2 separate regions of the Homo sapiens genome follow, and region 1 is linked to region 2. A link is a loop called in an ENCODE intact Hi-C map of the cell type or tissue named here. Cell type or tissue: CD14-positive monocyte. All regions are shown on one strand. Each heading gives the region's core, and the rest is flanking DNA. Links, peaks and the distances in the headings are about the cores only.

What was found. Hi-C counts contacts between places; a loop is a spot of excess contacts. Peaks named below come from ENCODE experiments on the same cell type or tissue, not always from the same donor. Only the 100,000 strongest peaks of a DNase experiment are listed, where the experiment ranks them.
Region 1: a loop joins it to region 2, with 2.5 times the contacts of the local background. A loop is called at or near these places in 5 of 110 quality-filtered maps.

What each region holds. Positions count from the first base shown.
Region 1 is chr15:38,044,565-38,056,730 of GRCh38, reverse strand. LINC02345 (long intergenic non-protein coding RNA 2345) reads right to left here. Exons shown (of 4, transcript NR_120330.1): 2 at 12,056-12,157. Among named protein-coding and RNA genes, the nearest start is that of LINC02345, 10 kb to the right of the region's middle. In CD14-positive monocyte, for the core only: no CTCF peak of the experiment used is centred there; a DNase peak (open chromatin) is centred at 6,000; H3K27ac peaks cover 2,279 bases.
Region 2 is chr15:38,114,626-38,126,791 of GRCh38, reverse strand. No RefSeq gene overlaps it. Among named protein-coding and RNA genes, the nearest start is that of LINC01852, 48 kb to the right of the region's middle. RefSeq lists an enhancer at 6,630-6,819. In CD14-positive monocyte, for the core only: no CTCF peak of the experiment used is centred there; a DNase peak (open chromatin) is centred at 6,721; H3K27ac peaks cover 1,195 bases.

The DNA.
Region 1 (12,166 bases), core at 2,851-10,850, 70 kb after region 2:
AGTTTTTGTAGTGTGTGTGTGTGTGTGGAGAGAGAGAGAGAGACAGAGAGAGAGGGATGGTGTTTTGCCATGTTGCCCAGGCTGGTCTTGAACTCCTGGGCTCAAGTGATCCTCCCGCCTCGGCCTTCCAAAGTGCTGCGATGACAGGAGTGAGCCACCACGCCCAGCCTTAGCTTAAGTTTTAAAACTTCCATTTGGGCTCTTGTCAGTTTTGTTGGGGGCAGTCTACGGCAGACACCGTTGGCTAAGTATTCCTTGCTTAAGGGACCCTAACTTTTTTCCCCCAGTGCAGATCCTTTGATTCCATGGAAGGTATGCCCAAGTCTAAGGTGAGCAGGCTTCTTATCCAATTCTGGCCAATGAGATTTAAGTAAAAGGCTGTTGAGGGGCTTTGGGAAAAATTTTACTTCTTGATATAAGAGACAGAGGCTGAGAAGAAAAGCTCTGCATCACACTACCACCTGCTTCCTGCCTTCCAAGGTGATGTGATGATGTGCTGCAACCATCTCGTGACTATGAGCAGGAGGCCACGAGAATCACAGAGATGCTGACTTAGGGCCTTGATGCCTTGGAACCAATGCTACTACTCACACCTAGATTTCTGTTAGAGAAAAATATTTTTATTTGTTTCATCTGTAGTTCATTGAGTTTTAATGGTTTATAGCTGAAAGCATATCTAACTGATAGAGAATTTGGGTCCTGGAAGTGGAATACTGCAAGAAACACACTTTTTGTTAGGTCAGAGTGGAGGTTGCGGACTCAACTGTCAGGCAGGAAAACCTTCGGTATAGCAAAATATTTAAGCAACCATTGGCCTGATCTGTCTTATAATGCAGACCACAGGTTGACTAAGGTTAGAGTGGCATGGGAAATGAAAGGAAAAATTCAGGATGTTCCTGTGTGTTGGGTTACTTTAATGGCTGTTAGCAAAAAAAGTCTTACTATGAGAGGCAAACTTAAATTAGATAGGTAATCTCTAATCAGAGAGGGAAGAAAGTATGACTGCTGAGAGAGATGCTTTCTAACTGTGACCTCCAGTCTAAATGAACAGAATTCCATACTTTGTAGGGTTGGAGAAGGTGTCTTTGATATCTCAAGTTAAAACAAGCAGAGGTGGGAAAGTGGCATCTTTAAGACTGATAAAACTGGAGATTTTTTAGCACAAAAACCTGATTGTGTGAGTTAAATACCGAGAGGATTTAGAAGAGCACAGGATCTAGCTGCAGAGAGACAAGGATTCTTAGCCTCAAAGACTGTCTAGACGAGATCTTTAGCTGTGGTTACTAATGCAAGGAATTGACCAGACACAAATAGACGGAATCTACTGAGTTTTTGAGAGGAACTTTATTGCTTAAAGATACTCCAAGCCTCACCAACAACTGCATGTAATTATTGAACCCCAAAGGCAATCTTTAGGTATCTGAATTTGTACGAACACGCAGAGGTTGCTAACATTTGAGAAATTTCTCTTGAATGCTCATTTCAGAAACAGGCATTAAAAATAGTGATTAAGGCATATCTTACTAGAGGGAAGAACCAGAGGCTATGGAAGAAAAATCAGGAGAGTTTCGTCAAGAATAGAACCAGGAATTGTCAGATTGACTAATCAAAGACTGTCTCCATTGAGAGGGCAGGCATTTCTCACTATGTCTTTCTAACAGGATGAAGTATATGCTAGCAAATATTAAAGATTAGTCTTTTCCAACAATTGTATATTAGATATGTTGGAAGCAGGAAACCTGATTTTTGGAGAAAATTTCCACACCTGAAAGAACTTATCTCTGGACCAAATGAAGATCGAACATTGTCTAGAGATACTAGATTTGGATGTGAATGTAGTAGTTAGAGGAATGTCATAGTTTTCCTTCCTTAGGGAGAAGGGTGAGTACACCTAAAAACTGCATGTGTAGGAAGAAGGATGTGTGTGGATGTCAGATTGCCAAAGGGCTGGACTGTGACAGACACTGTGAGCTGGCTACATAAAAGCACTACTTACCCAGCTTTCTTCTATATTAATGATCTTAGTCATCCACCTCCACACTCCCTGCTCCCCACCCCAGCACTTTTTGGACAGAATTCCCTTGATTTCAGGAACAGTGTACTTAGTCATAAAACCTGGTGTGGGCATGTGATCCAAATCTAACCAATAATACAAAAGAAGATGCCTTCTAGAAGTTTCTGAAGGTAAATGGTCCCACTTTTGACATGTTATTAAATTGCTAAACTTACAACAGCAATCACCTAAGTCTAAATTTGTTATGTGAGATGAAATAAATCCTTATTTATTTAAGTCACTATTTTTGTTTATTCTTATTTCTTGTAGGCAAATATTTGTTACAATTATAAATTTACATTTTTATCGTTATGTAAATCAGGGAGTTGCCAACTTATAGTGTGTGGGTCCAGTCCAGTCCACTGCCTGTTTTTGTAAACAGTTTTGATAGAATATAGCCATTCCCATTCATCTATATAGTTGATGGCTGCTTTCACACTACCGCAACAAATTGAGTAGTTGCAACAGAAACCACACAGCCTGCAGAACCTAAACAAATTCCATCTGACCCATTATAGAAAAATTTGTCAACTCCTGCTCTAAAGAGTCACATATAGAAATCAGTTTAAGTGGGATAAAATATCACTTATTTTAATAATATTTTAGTACAGTCTCTCCCAAACTTGCCAAGCATATGAATCAGCTGTAGCCTTTGTCATACTTACGTATTTCAAGATCCTGAACTAAGTCTACTGAATCAAAATATTCAGTGGCGAAATCTGGGAATCTGTATTATTAACAATTTCCCCACAAGAATCTTTTGACCAGGCAAGTTTGGAAAATGCTGTTATAGATTGGTGTCATGGGCAGCTGCTTATCTGGCCCGCCATTGAATTTATAACTAGCTCCTGCCTGTAATTCACTGAAAGAGTGCTGGTATGACCAGGAGACTGAATAAAGATTCTCTGAGATCACAGAGGCTTGCTTATGAAATGAAATACAGTGAATAGGAAGATTTTGATGTAGTAAAAGTTGCATCAGCTCTGGAAATGAGAAACCTGGGTTCAGGTTCTAAATCAGCCTCTAATTAATTATTTGATCTTGGGCAAGTTTCTCTCTAGAATCTAAGATTCTCAACTGTAAAAACCTCAGTAGGAGGGGATGTCTCCAAGTTGCCTTTTTAGATATATGAATGTCAGACTCAGAAAGTAGGAAGTGCCTAAGGAAGAAAGACAAATATAGTTTCTCTGTTTCTTGAAATTCTTGTCTTCTTGATCAGGGTTCCTCAATCCTGGTTGAACATTAGACTCACTATAGAGCTTTAAAAACACGAGTGCTGTAGGTCTTACCCAGAGAGTCTGATTTCATCAGCTGGGAGGAGAGCCTAGCCATTAAAATAAAAGCTTTCTAGATGATTCCATGTGTTCAGTCAGATGGAGAACCACCATCTAGACGATAATGGATTCTTTTTTTCTATTTCCTAGTCAAGGGTTATGTGTACATACTAGTTTCACCATTTGGGAAACACAGTAAGTAAGAAGAGAAAACAAGATCAGTAGTTCTCAAATACTGGTGAGTCAGGAAGGCTGCAAAAAATTATGAGGAGAGCCTGCTAAAAAATATAGCTCTGTAGGCTCCACCATTAGATTCTGCTATAGCAGCTCCAGGGCCAGGAAATCTATATATTTTTTAATTCCTCAGGTCCTCCTAATACACAACTGGTTTGGGAACCATCGGGCCCAGTGATCTCTGATGCTCCTTCCAACTTGTAGGATGTGAATTTCTGTGCTTAGTTATATAAGAGGTAAGTCACAATTTTAAGAATATTTTAAAAAGGCAATTGGTACTTCAAGATTAAGATATTATAAAAGGAATGTTATCAGCCAATAGGAATGGGCCTCAGTCAGGTGCTCGTTGATAAAAATTTGCTTACCTGTTTTACCCTCTCAGAAAGAGACATAATGATGTGCCCAAACAGTTTAATTATTTGCCCTCGGGAGTACTTGAAAAGGTTCTTCCTTTGGCCTCTTTATTTGCAACTGTAAGTTCTAGTTGAAAAGAACTAAAACGCTTCTCTCAAATGAGTTAGATGTAGTTTATCAAACTATGTATTATATACAGCAAATTGCAAATGAAATAAAGTATGGTCACAATCTGGTCTTGTATTTACTATTAATCCCTTTAAATTCTGGTGTTAATAATTCCATGCACTCATTCATTCTTTTGTTCATTTAGTCATTCACTCAGTAACGAATTTAAAGTTCTAACTATGAGCCAGGAACTGTTCTAGGCCCTGGGGATGGGGACACAGCAGCGAACATGAGTCTCCTTCCTTTCAAAGCTTACATTCTACTTGGGAAAGTTGGTAATAAATAACTAAAGTATTACATGATGTTAATTGTTAAGGAACATAAGACAATGTAAGGTGATAGAAAGTGGCAGGAGCTGGATGACAGTGTTATTTTTTATAGGTAATCAGGGAATGCTGCTCTGTTATGGTAATATGTTAGCAGAGACCTGAAGAAAGTTAGAGAAAAGTCATGGTGATATCTGGGGAAAGCGTATTATACAGAGGAAACAGCCAGTGCAAAAGTCCTGTGGCAGGAAGGTACTGGGTATGATCTAGGATCAGCAAGTGGCTACAGTGGCTTGCATGGAGTGAGTAAGGGTGGGATGTTGGAGATGGGTCAGAGAGTAGCAAGCCGTCATCATGGGGGCTTGACAGGCCAATTTTAAAGGCTTTGTATTTAACTCTGAGAATCAAGGGTGGATCCAGGATTTGTAGGGTTTGAAGCTTATAATCCTGAGGCTTTCTATAAGTAAAAGAATACAAAATTAGCTACGAACCTAATACTTATTTGGAATGAAAAAAATCATAATAATATCAGTTTTAAAAGATACTACACATACCACAAAATCCAAAAAAAAAACCCAAACCGTAATAATTTTACTAACTGTGACACCTCTCTGTATTACTTTTTTCTCCTTTTTTTTCTTTAAAGGTATAAACAAAGTTAGTTGCATTACTTTTTCCCTCTTCATTAGTTTACACTGAAATAACTGATTATTCATATTATTTTCTAACATCATTTTCTATAGGAAGAACTGAAGATAATTCAGTCTTTAGCTTGTTGGGACAAAATTTATCTTTTTATTGTTGATTTCATGGAAAAAACCTTCTTTAATTTTATAACTCATTACTGCTAATGCTATGTATGTTTTTTAGAATTGTCGTCAATTTGAGAAAACTTTTCTCAACTTTCTTTCTTTATATGACCATAAGATTTGTAAGAATTTTCTGTGTACTCGCTTCTGGCTGCATATATTTCAACCCCCTTTTCTCCTCTACTAGCCACATATTTCTGGTATGATGAAGACAAGTTCTTATTTTATAATCTCAGGCTGTGAACTTTAATGTCACAACATAGATTGGTACAGAGAATGGCAGAAGTATTCCTGGAAGCCATTCCAACACCAGGAAAATTTTTACACTGAAGTAACTGTGAACCACAATAATACATCCTACTAACCCAAACTAAATGCTTCTCCAATTCAACTTCTCCTTCCCTGGGCCCTAAAGTGTCTGTCTATTCTCACACCACTTGACTTAAAGAGAAATGTGACAGAGGGAAATAAGCAATAAAGAGCTTTGGTAAAAATATCTCATATTTGCAAATTTTAAAAAAAAATGACCACATGAGCACATTGCCAGAGCCCCTTCCAGGGCCTTGGAAGAGCCCTGTGCAATGAGGGGCCCTCAATCTGCAGATTTATTAGCTTCAAGAATGATCAACCTCTGGTGAAATGTGAAGTCACTGGAGGGTTTTGAGCAAAGTATTAACATGACCTAATTTCTGTTGTAAAAGGATAATTTTTTCTGGGGAGTAGAATATAGGGGAGCAAGCCTGGAAGCAGAGAGACCAGTCAGAGGCCTGAAGTTTAGGTTGCAAAAGAAAAGCAAAAACGCAGACATAACTCATTCTGGGTGTTCTAGGAAAGCTGACTCGATTACTCATTAAGCTATTGATTTCCTAACAATTCATGCCTGCCTGTGTCAGCTTTGTTTCCTTTCTTAGCTACTGTTGAGTCAGCAATTGTACAGCATTCTCTTGATCTTTTCTCTTCTCATTGTCTTTAAAGTTCAAGTTTTATCAACAATATTTTTGTTATTATAGCGATTTCTCTTCCTATTTGCTGCTGCCTAGATGCCTACAGTGCTGGGTGAATGATAGGCCTTTACCTACACTATTTCAGTTCACAGTATCATTGCTATCTGTGTCTGGGTTGAGAACTTCCCAGGAGAACTCTTTCCTATTATTTAGAAACCCTTTAGAACCTGGTAATTTATCACTTCATATTATTGTATATCCCTTTGCCTGATGAAGAACTATCCAACTCACATCTTCAAGGCCTTTAGAGTTTAATAATTTTATTACATTTTGGGGGAAGTTAACTTTATGTTGTGTTGCATTAGAACAGGGATTGGCAAACCTGTTTTATAAAGGGCCATCCAGAAAATATTTTAGACTTTGTGCACCATATGGTCTCTGTCAGAACTACTTAACAATACTATTATAGCAGCAAAGCAACTATAGACAATTACGCAAACAAATGAGAAAATGGCTGTATTCAATATACTTTTATTTACATAAACAGGCCTCAGGGCCGGATTTGGCCTGCAGGTTGCAGTTTGCTGACTCCTGCTTTAGCAATTTCCTCTAGCTGTTTCATGTTATGTGTCCCAAATCTTAATCTCACGTCACCCCATGAGTCTAGAGTCTCCGTCTTTAAAATGAGGACCCTAATATATGTCCTGTGTGCTACATAGCATTGTTTTAAGGGTCTAATGAGACATTAGTTATAGAAATCTGCTAAAATTTTAAAGTGGCATATGTCTGTATATTTCTTTCTCTTTCCTACCACCCTACAACACATTTCCCTGCCTCCCACTCCACCTAAAACACATGTATAAACATTCAATCACAGAGGAAAATTATGGCTTGTTATCTTATTCTTCTCCTGAGCTTTGTGGTGAATGCTGGCTTCCCCAAACATCACCAAACTACCTATAATGGCACAAAGCTGAGTTTGTTCTTACCATGGTAAGAGAGACCATAATGTAGACATAGTCTTAACAGAGCCTCAAAAGAGGGAAGGCAAAGTCAGGAAATTTATTGAAATTTTAGAGACTTAGAGACTCATCTAGATGAAAGTGGGTCTTTCAACGCAGGGCTTGGTTAGAGTTGGATATGGATTATGATACAACAGGTTAGGGTTAATGGACACAATGAGGTGAGAATTCTGACGAGGGGTTCAAAGAGTCTTGGGGTATACATTATCATTTAATGCTTTCTATTGAAAATTGATTGGTATTTCAGGAAGTTGCTGGAATAAAAAATAAATTCATTTTTAACTTTTATTTTTATGAGCAAATTTCCTGGAATAGTAAAATTACGTTTATGACCACTTTGAAGTAGTAAAGTCATGTTAATATAGTCAGTAAGCTGTGTGGATGTAGATGATTTTGATTTTGTCTTAAAAAGAATATTGGAGACATTCTGTGAGAAAAAGACAAGGAAACGTAGATAGGATTGCAGGTTTTACTTAGCAAAGAGCAGAGAATAACTAGCAGAAAAGAAGACAATGCTATAGAGAAGAGGGGAAGAAGGGGCCAGGATGTAAAGGGTGTGTCAGCCAAAGTTTAAGGAAAATTTTGAAATAGAAGAGAAACTTTGGGGGACTAGAAACTAGGATATAAGTTATGGCAAGAATGTCAAAAATCAGAAAAGAGAATATTAAACCTATCAAATATAAATTGTTTCCAATTAGTTGTTCTGGCTGCACAGTTTTATTTTCATGTGCAAATCTGTCTGAAGACTGAAAAATATGTGGGCCTGCTTTTGAGGAGGTTACTTTTTTATTAAAAGAATATGTACATTTTCTTAGCAGAAAATTTTAAATGTGTACATAAATAACCAGAAGAAAGAAAGATAACTCTTAATTGGAAGGTGAAATTCCAATGAATATTAGTAGTCAAAAGTCCAGAGAAATAAGAAAACTGACCTTCATTAAAAGTAAATAATAATTTCTTGGTGGGGGAAGAGTGGAGTGCAGACATGGGACAGTGACAGAAGAGAAGGGAGAGGATAAATTAAGAGCATGTTTGGAGGCTGTTGGCTGTTTTGTGGGAAATTGTCAAAGGCCATAGCATTTTTAGGAAGCAAAATATTGATCTTAAATCTTAATTTTTTTTAATTGCTGTGATATTGCAGAGTTTAGGCCAACTACAAAGTAGAGGCTATAGCACCCACGACTGTTCTCACTTCTGATACCAGCTAAAAGTTCAGGGGGTTCCCAAAACCATCCTCAGGTTTGATAATTTGCTAGAATGACTCACAGAACTCACTGAAAGCTATTCTACTCATAGTTATGGTTAATTACAAGGAAAGGATACAGATTAAATCAGCCAAGGGAAGAACACATATGTTGTTTTCAGCCCATGAAGGCAGAACACATCACTCTGCAGGCACTGATGTGTGACAGTACCCATGGAGAATTGCCAACTAGAGAAGCCCGTCTGAGCCTCAGTGACCAGAGTTATTACTGGGGCTCTATTTAGTAGACATGATTGATTGCATACGTATTTGATCTCAGTCTTCAGGTTGATTGTTACTGTGTTACCCAAAGGCCCCACTTTATGTCACATTGTTGATCTATTGCCAGCCCTTGTCCTAGGACTGTATGGTTGTGGTCACCCCCTACCCTAAATCCCATTGTTAAGACCATCCAGTATGACCTAAGGCCACCAGGCAAGCAAACACCCTCCCATCAGGAGGGCCCAGGGCATAGGCCAGATCTTTTCTTTGAGAAAAGCCAAATTCTTTGTTATACAGCTACAAATCCCTTTTATTACCCCTCCTTCAAGAATGACTTCTTCACCCATAGGAAGAAAAAATCATTCGCAATCCCATCAATTTGACTGAAACACTTTGAGATGGTTTGGATTTGTGACCCCACCCAAATCTCATGTCCAATTATAATCCCCATGTTGGAGGAGGGGCCTGGTGGGAGGTGACTGGATCATGAGGGTTGATTTTCCCCTTGCTGTTCTCATGATAGTGAGTGAGTTCTCATGAGATCTGGTTGTTTAAAAGTGTATAGCACCTCCCCCTTCCCTCTTTTCCTCCTGCTTCAGCCATGTAGGATGACCTTCTTCCCTTTCATCTTCCGCCATGATTGTAAGTTTCCTAAGGCCTCCCCAGCCATGCTTCCTGTACAGCCTGTGGAACTGTGAGCCAATTAAACCTCTTTTCTTTATAAATTACCCAGTCTCGAGTAGTTTTTTATAGCAATGCAGGATCAGACTAATACACACTTTAAATATTTTGGCATAGATTCTCCTAGATATATCTTAGGTAGTTTAGGTATAAAAATGTTAACTCACCTTTTTTTTATTGCTCTGCAACTTCTTGATAAAATGGATAGCTATTAACATGAGTCAGAAAACTAATCAGGAAAATACAATTGTCAAATGGGAGAGTTAGATGAGACCTTAGACTTCCTCTAGTCTTTTGGAAAGGTGAAGTGGTTTGTTCAAGACCAATGGAGTCAATGAGACAGAGCTGAATCAAAATTTCAGGTTCAGTGACTTTTCCCTTGCAACAAAGGGAGGCTCAAGAGACCTTGTTTTGGAACCAAAGGATGTTATTGAACCTTTTGAAAAGAGGGTTGCTTTGTTGCTAAATGGCAAGAAATCCCTAATGCCTTTTTGATTGATTTGATTTTGCCCCAGAATTCAGGATGTTTTCCAGATCCATATGTTAAAGTTTGTCAAGAAGACAGCTACTCAACTGCTTGCATATTTTTCTGATTAGCTGAGTTACATATGCTGCTGAAATAGTCAACTGGATTTCATGTTGTTGATAGAAGCAGCATGGTATCTAAAATTAAACACTATCTGTACCTCTCTAGCACTTTGAAAAATTTCCCCTTCCATTCGCTGCTTCCTTGTCCTTCTTAGAAAGCTATTAAATTTTATGTTTTTCAGATTCAAACCTGCAACGTAGTTGTCAGCTGCTTTCTTATTCCCCATCTCCAAAATTTCTAAACACTTAATTGACTTCTTTTTATGTGGGTGTGTGTCAGGGTTGGAGATTGTTAATTAATGGAAAATGGTTTAAAAAGGGGCCAGGACTTACTCTTCTGTCACACAAGCCTGTGAGTTGGGAGGGGGAATAAGTGGATGCACTCATTTTCATGAGTCAGAGCAACATTGTGGATAGACATAGTAGGTAAAAGATTGCTAGATCTCATCTCATCGGATGGAAATGACCTGCTGTTCCAAACCATTTCCACTCTATTGCCTAGATTTGCCTTAGCTATGACATGAGCAATGAGCAAATCATTTCAGTTAACTGGAGATCTGTTTTAAAAATGCAAAATGCGAGCATCCCTTAGGGGAATTTTTGTACCTTAGAGCACCCTCAGTTTGATTTTGTCTTTTGTATACTTAACTAAAGTCAGCTGCAGTGAAGAGATACAATTCTGATGAAATACACTTGGAACTTGATGTGGGGTCAGGCATAGGGTAGGACATCACAGGTATTCAGGAATGCTAGAGAAACTGGAGATCAAGGAGGATGGTTAGGGAAATGGAGAAGAGGGGGCCCTTCGTTTCTTCATTTAGTGTAGTTCTGAAGTGTGAGCTTAATGGAGCATCAAGATGGAGTATTTGCACAGGGGTCGACACATGTCTTTTCAACTACTAAGAGGAAAAATGTTGTAAATATTGGTAAAGTGATAGAAAAGGCCAAAGTGAGAGAAATCAGCTATGTACATTATGAAGTACAAGTTTTAATTTTATTGATTCTCTAAATGCATAGAAATAAATTTTAATCTAGAAATACAGAAAATACAGACAATTGAAGTCAGTGGTGGAAATTTTCAATGGGAAATTTTGGGGTGCTAGAAATTTAACTCATTGGGGTGTTGGTTACAGGAATGTGTGCATCGTCAGTAGTTACTGAAGTGGACCCTTAAGATACATGTTTTTCTCCATGGAAATTATTCCTAAATACAACTAGTTAACAGCAGCAACAATGACAAAGTGGTTGTGTCAGTCAGGATCTTGGCAGGAAACAGATATCCACTCAGTTGGGTAATTTGAAGAGTTTAATAAAAGGCCAATTTATGAAAGGGTCAGTAGGATGTAGCACCCCAGGACTGGAAACCTGAGTTTCCATTATAGAAGGGAGCAGTCACCAGAATGCAAAGACAGAGAACAATGCATGGAGAAGACCATTTGGCAGAAGCTGTAGGGATTCAGCCAGTACCTAATAACCCTATGGTGAGAGAACTGGAGGAATAAATACCCTAACCTCAGACTCTTCCCTCCTTCCTTCCTACCAATCTCCCCCTTAGATGAACCCAACTAGAAGCCTGAGAGCAAAGAGGCCCAAAGATGTAGTCTATACAGATCAGCTTGGCAGGGCACAGAGCAGGGTGGAGAAGGATGGAGAGGAGATTGGAGGGAGAATCAGAAGATATCCAGCAGAATGTTTTCCATTTTCCTGGAATCACTTCACTCCAAGTGTGTATGGTAATTCTCCCAAGTGTAAATAATATAAGTAAGACAAGGTTGTAGTATTTAAAACATTATACTGAAAGTTTGAGGATAACAGGGGTTTCCAATGAAGCAAAAGCAAATTTAAAGCCTCACATCAGCTATCACAGATCCATTAGCCATGCTTCATGCAGGGAGTTCCTCACTGCCTTCCTCTCTCTTCAGTCCCTAGTCATGTCGTGGTGAAAGGGCCAGTCTACCTTACCAGTGGTAATTTTCTTGACCTCTTTTCCCAAGTCCAAAATCTGACCCACTGAATGGATCCCCAGTCAACCCCCCAACAGAGAGGGATTCTTTCCTTTTTTTCCCCCCTGCCTCTTTTTTTTTTTTTTTTTTTTTTTTAACCTAGGATGATCAATAGTGGCAATATCCATTTCATTTGGGGAAACCACTATCTTCACTATAGGCAATGGTCTAGCCATAGTATATATAGCTCTTACCGGCTGTAGCCAGAGTAGTAGTGTCTTGAGGTCCAAATGAATTGGAGAATAAGGAGTCATGTCAAGGTTGAGAACATCCAGAAAGCCAAGCAAGACCAGGGCCTAGAAGAA
Region 2 (12,166 bases), core at 2,650-10,649:
CAAAAGTCTCTCTTCTAAGCTATTTTGTAATATACAGTGGCTTACTGTTAACCATCATCACCCAAATGTGCAATGAAACACCAGAACTTATTCCTTCTATCTTATTCTAACTTTGTACCCCTGAGCTTTCTGTTAGTGTTGAGATTTCCTCTAATTTTACCTTCGTTTGCTTCTCGTTTCCCCATATATTCACATGATCTGATTTCTGCTTCCTTGCTTAGTTCCTGTCTCTCTGCTAACTCTAACCTTTGATTTATGTTTTCTTTTGGAGGGCCTTAAATTATATTTTTGCCCCTTGATTTACACACTACCTCCATGCCTCCTGACATGTGCACTCATATATTCCATTATGTCAATTAGGAATTTGAATCTTGGGAGCAGATAGAACTTAGTGCTAGATGCCCAAGAATAGAATCCAAAGTAAAATAGAAATCTTACTGCTCTCCCTTAACTAGAGAAAACTTCTGGGAGAGAAGTAATCTTGAAAATCTTTGACTGTTAACGGCTGTTATATATTGGAACATAGCCTTTTGATGAAAAAGGACTGCTTTAGACTTAGGTAGGCAATTTTAGTTGACAGTTATGTGCATTCCCTTTTTATTTTATTTACATTTTTTAATTTCTTTTTTATTATTATACTTTAAATTTTGGGATACATGTGCAGAACGTGCAGGTTTGTTACATAGGTATACATGTGCCATGTTGGTTTGCTGCACCCATCAACCTGTCATCTACATTAGGTATTTCTCCTAATGCTATCCCTTTCCTAGCCGCCCACACACTGACAGGCCCCAGTGTGGGATGTTCCCCTCCCTGGGTCCATGTGTTCTCATTGTTCACCTCCCACTTATGAGTGAGAACATGTGGTGTTTGGTTTTCTGTTCCTGTGTCAGTTTGCTGAGGATGATGGTTTCCAGCTTCATCCATGTCCCTGCAAAGGACATGAACTCATCATTTTTTATGGCTGCATAGTATTCCTTGGTATATATGTGCCACATTTTCTTTTCTTTTTTTCTCCAAGACAGAGTCTCTCTCTGTCACCCAGGCTGGAGTGCAGTGGCGCAATCACGGCTCACTGCAACCTCTGCCTCCCAGGTTCAAGTGATTCTCCTGCCTCAGCCTCCCAAGTAGCTGGGACTACAGGCACATGCCACCATGCCCAGCTAATTTTTTTTGTATTTTTAGTAGAGACGGGGTTTCACTGTGTTAGCCAGGATGGCCTCAATCTCCTGACCTTGTGATCCACCTGCCTCGGGCTCCCAAAGTGCTGGGATTACAGGCGTGAGCCACCGTGCCCAGCCCACATTTTCTTTATCTAGTTAATCATTGATAGGCTTTTGTGTTGGTTCCAAGTCTTTGCTATTGTGAATAGTGCTGCAGTAAACATACATGTGCATGTGGCTTTATAGTAGAATGATTTATAATCCTTTGGGTATATACGCAGTAATGGGATTGCTGGGTTAAATGGTATTTCTGGTTCTAGATCCTTGAGAAATCATCACACTGTCTTCCACAATGGTTGAACTAAATTACACTCCCACCCACAGTGTAGAAGTGTCCCTATTTCTCCACAGCCTCACCAGCATCTGTTGTTTCCTGACATTTTAGTGATCACCATTCTAACTGGCATGAGATGGTATCTCATTGGGTTTTGATTTGTATTTCTCTAATGACCAGTGATGAAGAGTTTCTTTTCATATGTTTGTTGGCTGCATAAATGCCTTCTGTTGAGAAGTGTCTGTTTATATCCTTTGCCCACTTTTTGATGGGGTTTTTTTTTCTTGTAACTTTAAGTTCCTTGTAGATTCTGGATGTTAGCCCTTTGTCAGATGGATAGATTTGCAAAAATTTTCTCCCATTCTGTAGGTTGCCTGTTCACTCTGATGATAGTTCCTTTGCTGTGCAAAAGCTCTTTAGTTTAATTAGATCCCATTTGTCAATTTTGGCTTTTGTTGCCATTGCTTTTCGTGTTTTAGTCATGAAGTTTTTGCCCATGCCTATGTCCTAAATGGTATTGCCTAGGTTTTTTGGTTTTTCTAAGGTTTTTATGGTTTTAGGTCTTATGTTTAAGTCTTTAATCCATCTTGAGTTAATTTTTGTATAAGCTGTAAGGAAGGGTCCAGTTTCAGTTTTCTGCATATGGCTAGCCAGTTTTTCCAGCACCATTTATTAAACAGGGAATCTTTCCCCATTGCTTGTTTTTGTCAGGTTTGTCAAAGACCAAATGGTTGCAGATGTGTGGCGTTATTTCTGAGGCCTCTGTTCTGTTCTATACATCTGTTTTGGTACCAGTACCATGCTGTTTTGGCTACTGTAGCCTTGTAGTATAGTTTGAAGTCAGGTAGTGTGTTTCCTCCAGCTTTGTTCTTTTTGCCTGGAATTGTCTTGGCTATAAGGGCTCTTTTTTGGTTCCATATGAAATTTAAAGTAGTTTTTTTCCAATTCTGTGAATGGTATCTTGATGAGAATAGCATTGAATCTATAAATTACTTTGGGCAGTATGACCATTTTCAAGATATTGATTCTTCTTATTCATGAGGATGGAATGTTTTTCCATTTGTTTGCATCTTCTCTTATTTCCTTGAGTAGCATTTTACAGTTCTCCTTGAAGAGGTCCTTCACATCCCTTGTAAGTTGTATTCCTAGGTATTTTATTCTCTTTGTAGCAATAGTGAATAAGAGTTCACCTATGATTTGGCTCTCTGTTTGTCTATTATTGGCATGCAGGAATGCTTGTGATATTTGCACATTGATTTTGTATTCTGAGACTTTGCTGAAGTTGCTTATCAGCTTAAGGAGTTTTTGGGCTGAGATGATGGGGTTTCCTAAATATACAATCATGTCATCTGCAAACAGAGACAGTTTGACTTCCTCTTTTCCTAATTGAATACCCTTTATTTCTTTCTCTTGCCTGATTGCCCTGGCCAGAGCTTCCAATACTATGTTGAATAGGAGGGGTGAGAGAGGGCATCCTTGTTCTGTGCCAGTTTTCAAAGGAAATGCTTCCAGCTTTTGCCCATTTAGTATGATATTGGCTGTGGGTTTGTCATAAATAGCTCTTATTATTTTGAGATACGTTCCATGAATACCTAGTTTATTGAGAGTTTTTAACATGAAGCGGTGTTGAATTTTATCGAAGGCCTTTTCTGCATCTATTGAGATAATCATGTGGTTTTTGTCATTGGTTCTGTTTATGTGATGGATTACGTTTCTTGTTTTGCGTATGTTGAACAAGCCTTGCACCTAGGGATGAAGCCGATTTGATTGTGGTGGATAAACTTTTTGATGTGCTGCTGGATTCAGTTTGCCAGTATTTTATTGAGGATTTTCACATCGATGTTCATCAGGATATTGGCCTGAAATTTTCTTTTTGTGTGTGTGACTCTGCCAGGTTTTGGTATCAGGATGGTGCTGGCCTCATAAAATGAGTTAGGGAGGAGTCCCTCTTTTTCTATTGTTTGGAATAATTTCAGAAGGAATGGTACCAGCTCCTCTTTGTACCTCTGGTAGAATTCGGCTGTGAATCTGTCTGGTCCTGGGCTTTTTTGGCTGGTAGGCTATTAATTACTGCCCCAATTTCAGAAATTGTTATTGTCTATTCAGGGATTCGTCTTCTTCCCAGTTTAGTTTTGGGTGGGTGTATGTGTCCAGGAATTGATCGATTTCTTCTAGATTTTCTAGTTTATTTGTGTAGAGGTGTTTATAGTATTCTCTGATGGTAGTTTGCATTTCTGTTGGTTCAGTGGTGATCTCCCCTCGATCATTTTTTATTGTGTCTATCTGATTCTTCTCTCTTTTATTCTTTATTGGTCTGGCTAGTGGTCTATCTATTTTCTTAATCTTTTCAAAAAATCAGCTCCTGGATTCACTGATTTTTTTGAAGGGTTTTTTGTGTCTCTATCTCCTTCAGTTCTGCTCTGATCTTAGTTATTTCTTGCCTTCTGCTAGCTTTTGAATTTGTTTGCTCTTGCTTCTCTAGTTCTTTTAATTGTGATGTTAGGGTGTCGATTTTAGATCTTTACCGCTTTCTCCTATGGGCATTTAGTGCTATAAATTTCCCTCTAAACACTGCTTTAGCTGTGTCCCAGAGATTCTGGTACATTGTGTCTTTGTTCTCATTGATTTCAAAGAACTTATTTATTTCTGCCTTAATTTCATTATTTACCCAGAAGTTATTCAGAAGCAGATTGTTCAGTTTCCATGTAGTTGTGCAGTTTTGAGTGAGTTTCTTAATCCTGAGTTCTAATTTGATTGCACTGTGGTCTGAGAGACTGTTATGATTTCAGTTCTTTTGCATTTGCTGAGGAGTGTTTTACTTCCAAGTATCTGGTCAATTTTAGTATAAGTGTGATGTGGTGCTGAGAAGAATGTATAGTCTGTTGATTTAGGGTGGAGAGTTTTGTAGATGCCTATTAGGTCTGCTTGGTCCAGAGCTGAGTTCAAATCCTGAATATTCTTGTTAATTTTCTGTATCTTTGATTTGTCTAATATTTACAGTGGGGTGGTAAAGTCTCCCATTATTATTGTGTAGGAGTCTATGTCTCTTTGTAGGTCTCTAAGAACTTGCTTTATGAATCTGGGTGCTCCTGTATTGGTTGCATATATATTTAGGATAGTTAGCTCTTCTTGTTGCACAGATCCCTTTACCATTATGTAGTGCCTTTCTGTGTCTTTTTTGATCTTTGTTGGTTTAAAGTTTGTTTTATCAGAGTCTAGGATTGCAACCCCTGCTTTTTTTTTTTTCTTTGCTTTCCATTTGCTTGGTAAATAGTCCTCCATCCCTTTATTTTGAGCCTATGTGTGTCTTTGCACATGAGATGGGTCTTCTGAATATAGCACACTGATGGGTCAACTCTATATCTAATTTGCTTGTCCGTGCCTTTTAATTGGGACATTTAGCCTGTTTACATTTAAGGTTAATATTGTTATGTGTGAATTTGGTCCTGTCATTATGATGCTAGCTGGTTATTTTGCCCATTAGTTGATGCAGTTTCTTCATAGTGTCAATGGTCTTTACAATTTGGTATGTTTTTGCAGTGGCTGGTACTAGTTTTTCCTTTGCTTCCTTCAGGAGCTCTTGTAAGGCAGGCCTGATGGTGGCAAAATCTCTCAACATTTGCTTGTCTGTAAAGGATTTTATTTCTTCTTCGCTTATGAAGCTTAGTTTGGCTGGATATGAAATTCTGGGTTGAAAATTCTTTTCTTTAAGAATGTTGAATATTGGCCTCCACTCTCTCCTGGCTTGTAGCATTTCTGCAGAGGGATCCGCTGACAGTCTGATGGGCTTCCCTTTGTGAGTAACCCGACCTTTCTCTCTGGCCATGCTGAACATTTTTTCCTTCATTTAAACCATGGTGAATCTGATGATTATGTGTCTTGGGGTTACTCTTCTCAAGGAGTATCTTTGTGCTGTTCTCTGCATTTCCTGAATTTGAATGTTGGCCTGTCTGGTTAGGTTGGGGAAGTTCTCCTGGATAATATCCTGAAGAGTGTTTTCCAACTTGGTTCCATTCTCCCCATTACTTTCAGGTACACCAATCAAACATAGGTTCGGTCTTTTCACATAGTCCCATATTTCTTGTAGGCTTTGTTCATTCCTTTTCATTCTTTTTTCTCTAATCTTGTCTTCATGCTTTATTTCATTAAGTTGATCTTCAATCTCTGGTATCCTTTCTTCTGCTTGATCGACTGGGCTATTGATACTTGTGTATGCTTCACAAAGTTCTCGTGCTGTGTTTTTCAGTTCCATCAGGTCATTTATGTTCTTCTCTAAACTGGTTATTCTAGTCAGCAATTCTTCTAACCTTTTTTCAAGGTTCTTAGCTTTCTTGCATTGGGTTAGAACATGCTCTTTTAGCTTGGAGGAGTTTGTTATTACCCACCTTCTGAAGCCTACTTCTGTCAATTTGTCAAACTCATTCTCCATCCAGTTTTTTTTCCCTTGCTGGCGAGGAGTTGTCATCCTTTGGAGGAGAAGAGGCATTCTGGTTTTTGAAATTTTCAGTCTCTTTGCATTGTTTTATCCTCATCTTCATGGATTTATCTACCTTTGGTCTTTGATACTGGTGACCTTCGAATGGGGTTTTTGTGTGGACCTCTTATTTGTTGATGTTGATGCTATTCCTTTCTGTTTGTTAGTTTTCTTTGTAATAGTCAGGCCACTCTGCTGCAGGTCTGCTGGAGTTTGCTGGAGGTCCACTCCAGACCCTGTTTGCCTGAGTATCACCAGTGGAGACTGCAGAACAGCAAAGATTGCTGCCTGTTTTTTTTTCTCTGGAAGCTTCGTCCCAGAGGGGCACCCGCCAGATGCCAGCCAGAGCTCTCCTATATGAGGTGTCTGTCGACCCCTGCTCGGAGTTGTCTCCCAATCAGGAGGCATGGGGGTCAGGGACCCACTTGAAGAGGCAGTGTGTCATTTAGCAGAGCTCGAGTGTGGGCTGGGAGATCCGCTGCTCTCTTCAGAGCCAGCAGGCAGGAACACTTAAGTCTGCTGAAGCTGTGCCCACAGCTCCCCCTTCCCCCAGGTGCTCTGTCCCAGGGAGATGGGAGTTTTATCTATAAGCCCCTGACTGGGGCTGCTGCCTTTCTTTCAGAGATGCCCTGCCCAGAGAGGAGGAATCTAAAGAGGCAGTCTGGCTACAGTGGCTTTGCTGAGCTGTCATGGGCTCCGCCCAGTTTGAACTTCCTGGTGGCTTTGTTTACACTGTGAGGGGAAAACCAGCTACTCAAGCTTCAGTAATGGTGGACACCTCTTCCTGCACCAAGCTGGAGAGTCCCAGGTCAACTTCAGACTGTTGTGCTTGCAGCAAGAATTTCAAGCCAGTGGATCTTAGCTTGCTGGGCTCTGTGGGGGTTGGATCCGCTGAGCTAGAACACTTGGCTCCCTGGCTTCAGCCCCCTTTCCAGGGGAGTGAACGGTTCTGTCTTGCTGGCATTCCAGGCGCCAGTGGGGTATGAAAAAAAACTCCTGCAGCTAGCTCAGTGTCTGCCCAAATGGCTGCCCAGTTTTGTGCTTGAAACCCAGGGCCCTGGTAGCGTAGGCACCTGAGGGAATCTCCTGGTATGCAGATTGTGAAGACTAGGGGAAGAGCATAGTATCTGGGTCAGAATGCACCATTCCTCATGGCACAGTCCCTCATGGTTTCCCTTGGCTAGGGGAGGGAGTTCCCAGACCCCTTGCACTTCCCGGGTGAGGGGACGCCCCACCCTGCTTTGGCTCACCCTCTGTGGGCTGTACCCACTGTCTAATCAGTCCCAGTGAGAAGAGCCATGTACCTCAGTTGGAAATGCAGAAATCACCTGCCTTCTGCATTAATCTTGCTGGGATCTGCAGACCAGAGCTGTACCTATTTGGCCATCTTGCCAGCCACCCACATTCCCGTATTTTTAAGCAAGCTTTATCTCTCTAGAGCCTTTTCTACTGCCACCATCTTCTCATCAAGTAGATTTTACACTGTGTATGGAGATATTTTACACTATAGGTGGAGAATCAATAAAAACTGGCAAGAGAAGGGCATACTAAGAGAGATGCAATAACAAAATCTTAAAGTTTATGTCCCCACCAACTTTATTTTTTTATGGAATACATAAACATTTAAGAGGGACATTTTTGAAATGGCACCTGAGGCAATCTGTAAACAAAAGCTAGTACAGCAGTATTTCTCAGACTCTTCTAATGAATCTCCCACATCAACATGGGACAAGTATGCTTGCTTCAGATTCAAATTTCTGGGCTCTACCTCAGACTTACCTAATCAGAGTCAAACCGAGGGAATCTGAACTTTTTTTTTTTTTTTTTTTTTTTGACAGGGTTTCACTCTGTTGCCCAGCCTGGAGTGCAGTGGTGTGATCACAGCTCACTGCAGCCTCTGCCTCCTGGGCTCAAGCCATCCTCCCACCTCAGCCTCCTGAGTAGCTGGGACCGTAGGCGTGCACCACCATGCCGGGGTGAGTTTTGTATTTTTTATAGGAGCAGAGTTTCACCATGTTGCTGAGGCTGGTCTCGAATTTCTTGACTCAAGTGATCCACCCACCTTGGCTTCCCAAAGTGCTGGGATTACAGGCACGAGCCACCACGCCTGGCTGGGAAATCTGCATTTTTAACATGCTTTCTACGTGTAGTATGGATCATTTGGGAGCCATTGCTCTAGGACTGTGCTTAAAATACATGAGAATCATGCAATTGTAGTCAAATGAAATCACACCTGCCTCCAAATCAGTCAGTTGAAACTCTTGTGACTACTGGATGCATTATAAGGAGAAGAAGGGCATGGTGTGATGCTTAATAAGAATCAAATGGAAAAGGATCTCTTCATGATAGGGAGTAAGGACATACAGCCTTAGCCTTTTATGGTTTCAGTGGCATCAGAGCACCAGGTAGATTGTCCTTCCACCTCTGCCTATGGAAAAAGAGAGCAAAAGCCATGGAAAATAGACCACCTTGGTTATTACCCAGCAAAGCATCCTCTTCTAAAATATAAACAAACCCCACCTCAATCTACAGCATTTTGTGCTCAGCCAAAAAGGAATTCAGTGTATATTGATGGCAGTTATCATTTAGTTGAGTACAGACAATGAGAGTTGATGAAATGGTGGTTCTCAACCATTTTCTGTCCTTTGTATATATTTGAACACTAAAATTTTTGGCAGCCTGCTTGAAGGGAATAAAAATCTTGGAAGGACCAAAGCCATGTCTCAGTGTTCTAAAATGACCTCACAGCTACTGCTGTCTTCTTACCAGACTGACTTCAGTACTCTGCTACTCTGTGAGGAGGTCTCATGGCTCGATGCCTTTTCTGAGCTCTCTTATGTACTCCCTAAACAAACTACATGCACATGATGCTTCTTTGGAAAGAGTTTGACATCATGCCATGCCTCTTACTGACTGCTACACCTTGCTATGTACTGTGCCACAGGACCTGTTCAGCACAATGACATCTGACAGACATCACCATAATGCTTAGTAATAGCCAAAAAAAAAATCTCATTTGAAATTCCAAAAGGCCAGCCACTAAGAATGAAGTAGTGATGGACTCTACAATGTGGATGAACCTTGAAAACATTATGCTGAGTAAAATAAGGCAGGCACAAAAGCCACATAGTATACGATTCCATTTAAATGAAATGTCCAGAATAGACAAATCAATAGAAACAGAGAGTAGATTAGTGGCTGCTAGGGGTTAGAGGAGGAGGGCATGGCGAGCGACTGCTAATGGATATGAGATTTCCTTTTGGAGTGATGAAAATGTTCTAAAATTAGACAGACTTGATGGTTCACAACCTTTGTGGGTATACTGTAAAACATCAAATTATACATTTAAAATGGTGTATTTTATTGTATATAAATTGTATCTCAATAAAAGTGTTTTTAATCATAAAAAAATTTTGAGATGCTCCTATGAAAATTTTGGTACATAAGTATGCTGAGATAGGGAAGTTAAAATTGGGTTAAACATTGATCAAGTGATGAAGTTAATAAAGTGCTGAAGTTCTATTTAAATCTAATGCTTTTTTTTTTTTTTTTTTGAGATGGAGTCTTGCTCTGTCACCCAGGCTAGAGTGCAGTGGCGCAATCTTGGCTCACTGCCAGCTCTGCCTCCCAGGTTCACGCCATTCTCCTGCCTCAGCTTCCTGAGTAGCTGGGACTACAGGCACCTGCTACCATGCCCGGCTAATTTTTTTTTTTTTTTTTAGTAGAGATGGGGTTTCACCGTGTTAGCCAGGATGGTCTCGATCTCCTGACCTCGTGATCTGCCCACCTCGGCCTCCCAAAATGCTGGGATTACAGGCATGAGCCACCGCACCCAGCCTAAATCTAATGCTTTTAAAAAATCTTATCATATACTGGATCTCCTTGATTATATCTAACATATATAATGGGTGATTAACACTTCTAAAAAAACTTTTCACATATAACACAAGATTTGAGAGTGCTTTGATCCTAAGCAAGATTAGGCATTGCATGAGACAGATTACAATCCATAGTGATGATTAAGTTTAAATTAGAATTAGTGAGAAGGATACTAAATTATCACCAACATTCATTTCTTAAAAATTTGTTTCACAAGATATGACTTATTCTGATTGATGGTTAATTGAGTCATATAATTAAAAAGAGATTTTTTTAAAAAAAGATTAACTGGGAGAAGGAAATATGCTTATCAATATCTCATACACAGTTATGGTTTAAACTAGATTAACTATAACATATAATCATTAACTTATGGCAGAGTTAGGATTTTGGAAGAGGGCACTGAATTTACGTCAAAGATTGACTTCGTAAAATCAAGTCTTGAGGTTATAACATCTTAATGTACAGTGCTTATGGTCATTAACGGCTTTTGTTAGGTACAATATGACCTATGACAGTATGAAAGAAGCTATGGGCCCTCCCTCTAAAATGCACATGTGCTTTTCCACAATATTTTTAGAAGGTCCACTCTAAAGTTCATCCATGGACTCTTCACCCATTGCTGAGAACTCCATACCAACCTGGAGAATAGTTGAGTCCATACTAATGCTCGTTTTGGTCAATCCAAGCTATTGTCAGTAATCCTGTATTTGCTGAGATGATAAACTTTTTTTTTTCTTAATGGACTCCCACAGTGTCTTGGGCAATTGACACTCACCCTAGCACCAATTGTGTCAGTTCCTAGCACCAATTGTGTGAGTTCCAAGATTGAACTTTAATTATCACATCTTTTTGGGATATGACAATTACTTAGAGGAAGTGGGATTGTGTGGGATTATAAGGTGTTCAATCACCACTTCCTGATGAAACAGGAAGCCTCCCTTAATAGATGGCCTCTGATGTTCTTTCTACTCATGCTTTAATGATCAGCTCTACAAATAAACATTCAAGTAGAAGCTGAGAAATTTTCTAAATATGAGTGTTCTAACTCTTCAGAGCACACCTGGACCCAATTTACTGCATGAATCCAGGGAATTTGGTCAAACGCTAAGCTTTGGTTTGAATGCTCCACAAAGAAGCCTCAATGTTTTCTCTTTGTTGACCATAAGTGATATATTTAGTTATTCAGAAGTGTAGTCAATCTGTCAGGGAAAATATCCTGAAGAAAATGAAGCGGGCAATTATGTTGGGCAGACCTAGGGGTTAGTGTGGATAGGCCCTTTTTCGAACCAGATTCCTAACTCAGTCAGAAAGTCTCACGTCCATGTGTTTTTCTGGGGAGAAACTTCCAAGGCAGCAATGTGAAAACCAACAGACTGGATGAAGGGGTGTGTAGCCATCTGGTTTGCTCACAAGCAGAATTGCTCTTTTTATCAGAATTATTTTCAGATTTTTGTCTAGAGGAGTTGGCCATTTTCAATACCAAGTCAATGTTAATCCTCTTCTTAAACAATTCTATTCAAAATTCTCCTAATAAAGACACTGGGAGACCTTTCTCTTTTTTTGCCTCAAGAGAGGAAACAGAGACCTGGTGAAATTGAGTGACAAATGTCCAGGATGTGGAAGGGGACATTCATCACTGGGATTTCCCAGTGACTCCAAAGGGTTAGGAACTATGCATCCCAATGATTGGCTGCCTGAGGATGCTCTCACCTCAGACTGAGCTTTTCATTCAGGTGGAAATAAAAGTTGAGCTCTAAAAAGGTGACTCTCGGTGTCTTTAGAACTGACTTATTTTGTTGTTGCGGCCAAAGCCTCTTTCTTCTTCCCATCCCCCAGCTGAAGTAGGTGAAGGAGGCATTTGGACAATGGGTCATACAAATAGCTTTGCCTGTAATAGAGTCAAAGAGAACACAACAGCTTTGCTCCATTTTTTTTGCTCTAGTCACTCATAACACTTCCCTCCTAGAATTTTGAATATTTAACATCTATGGAGAACAGATTGCCTGTAGGTTTCTGTTGGGGACAAAAAACAGTGGTGGTGTTGGTGGTAGGAAGCTGAGTTTATTTTTCTTGCCTTTTTTTTTTTTTCTGGGACTCTTCTATATATACTCGTTCTTACTTTGAGCCAAATGGTAGGACAGGTTTCTTTTCATTTCCTGCCTAATTGGAATAAGTTTCCATAGTTGAGTCCTGGCAAGAATGCCCTAGTACGTGGGAAGGGTCACTAGAAAGTGGAAACACTTTCTCATGACCAGGAGAGCAAATTTAAGGCAGTAACTATCAGCAACTATTATAGGCACCAGCATTTTTTTC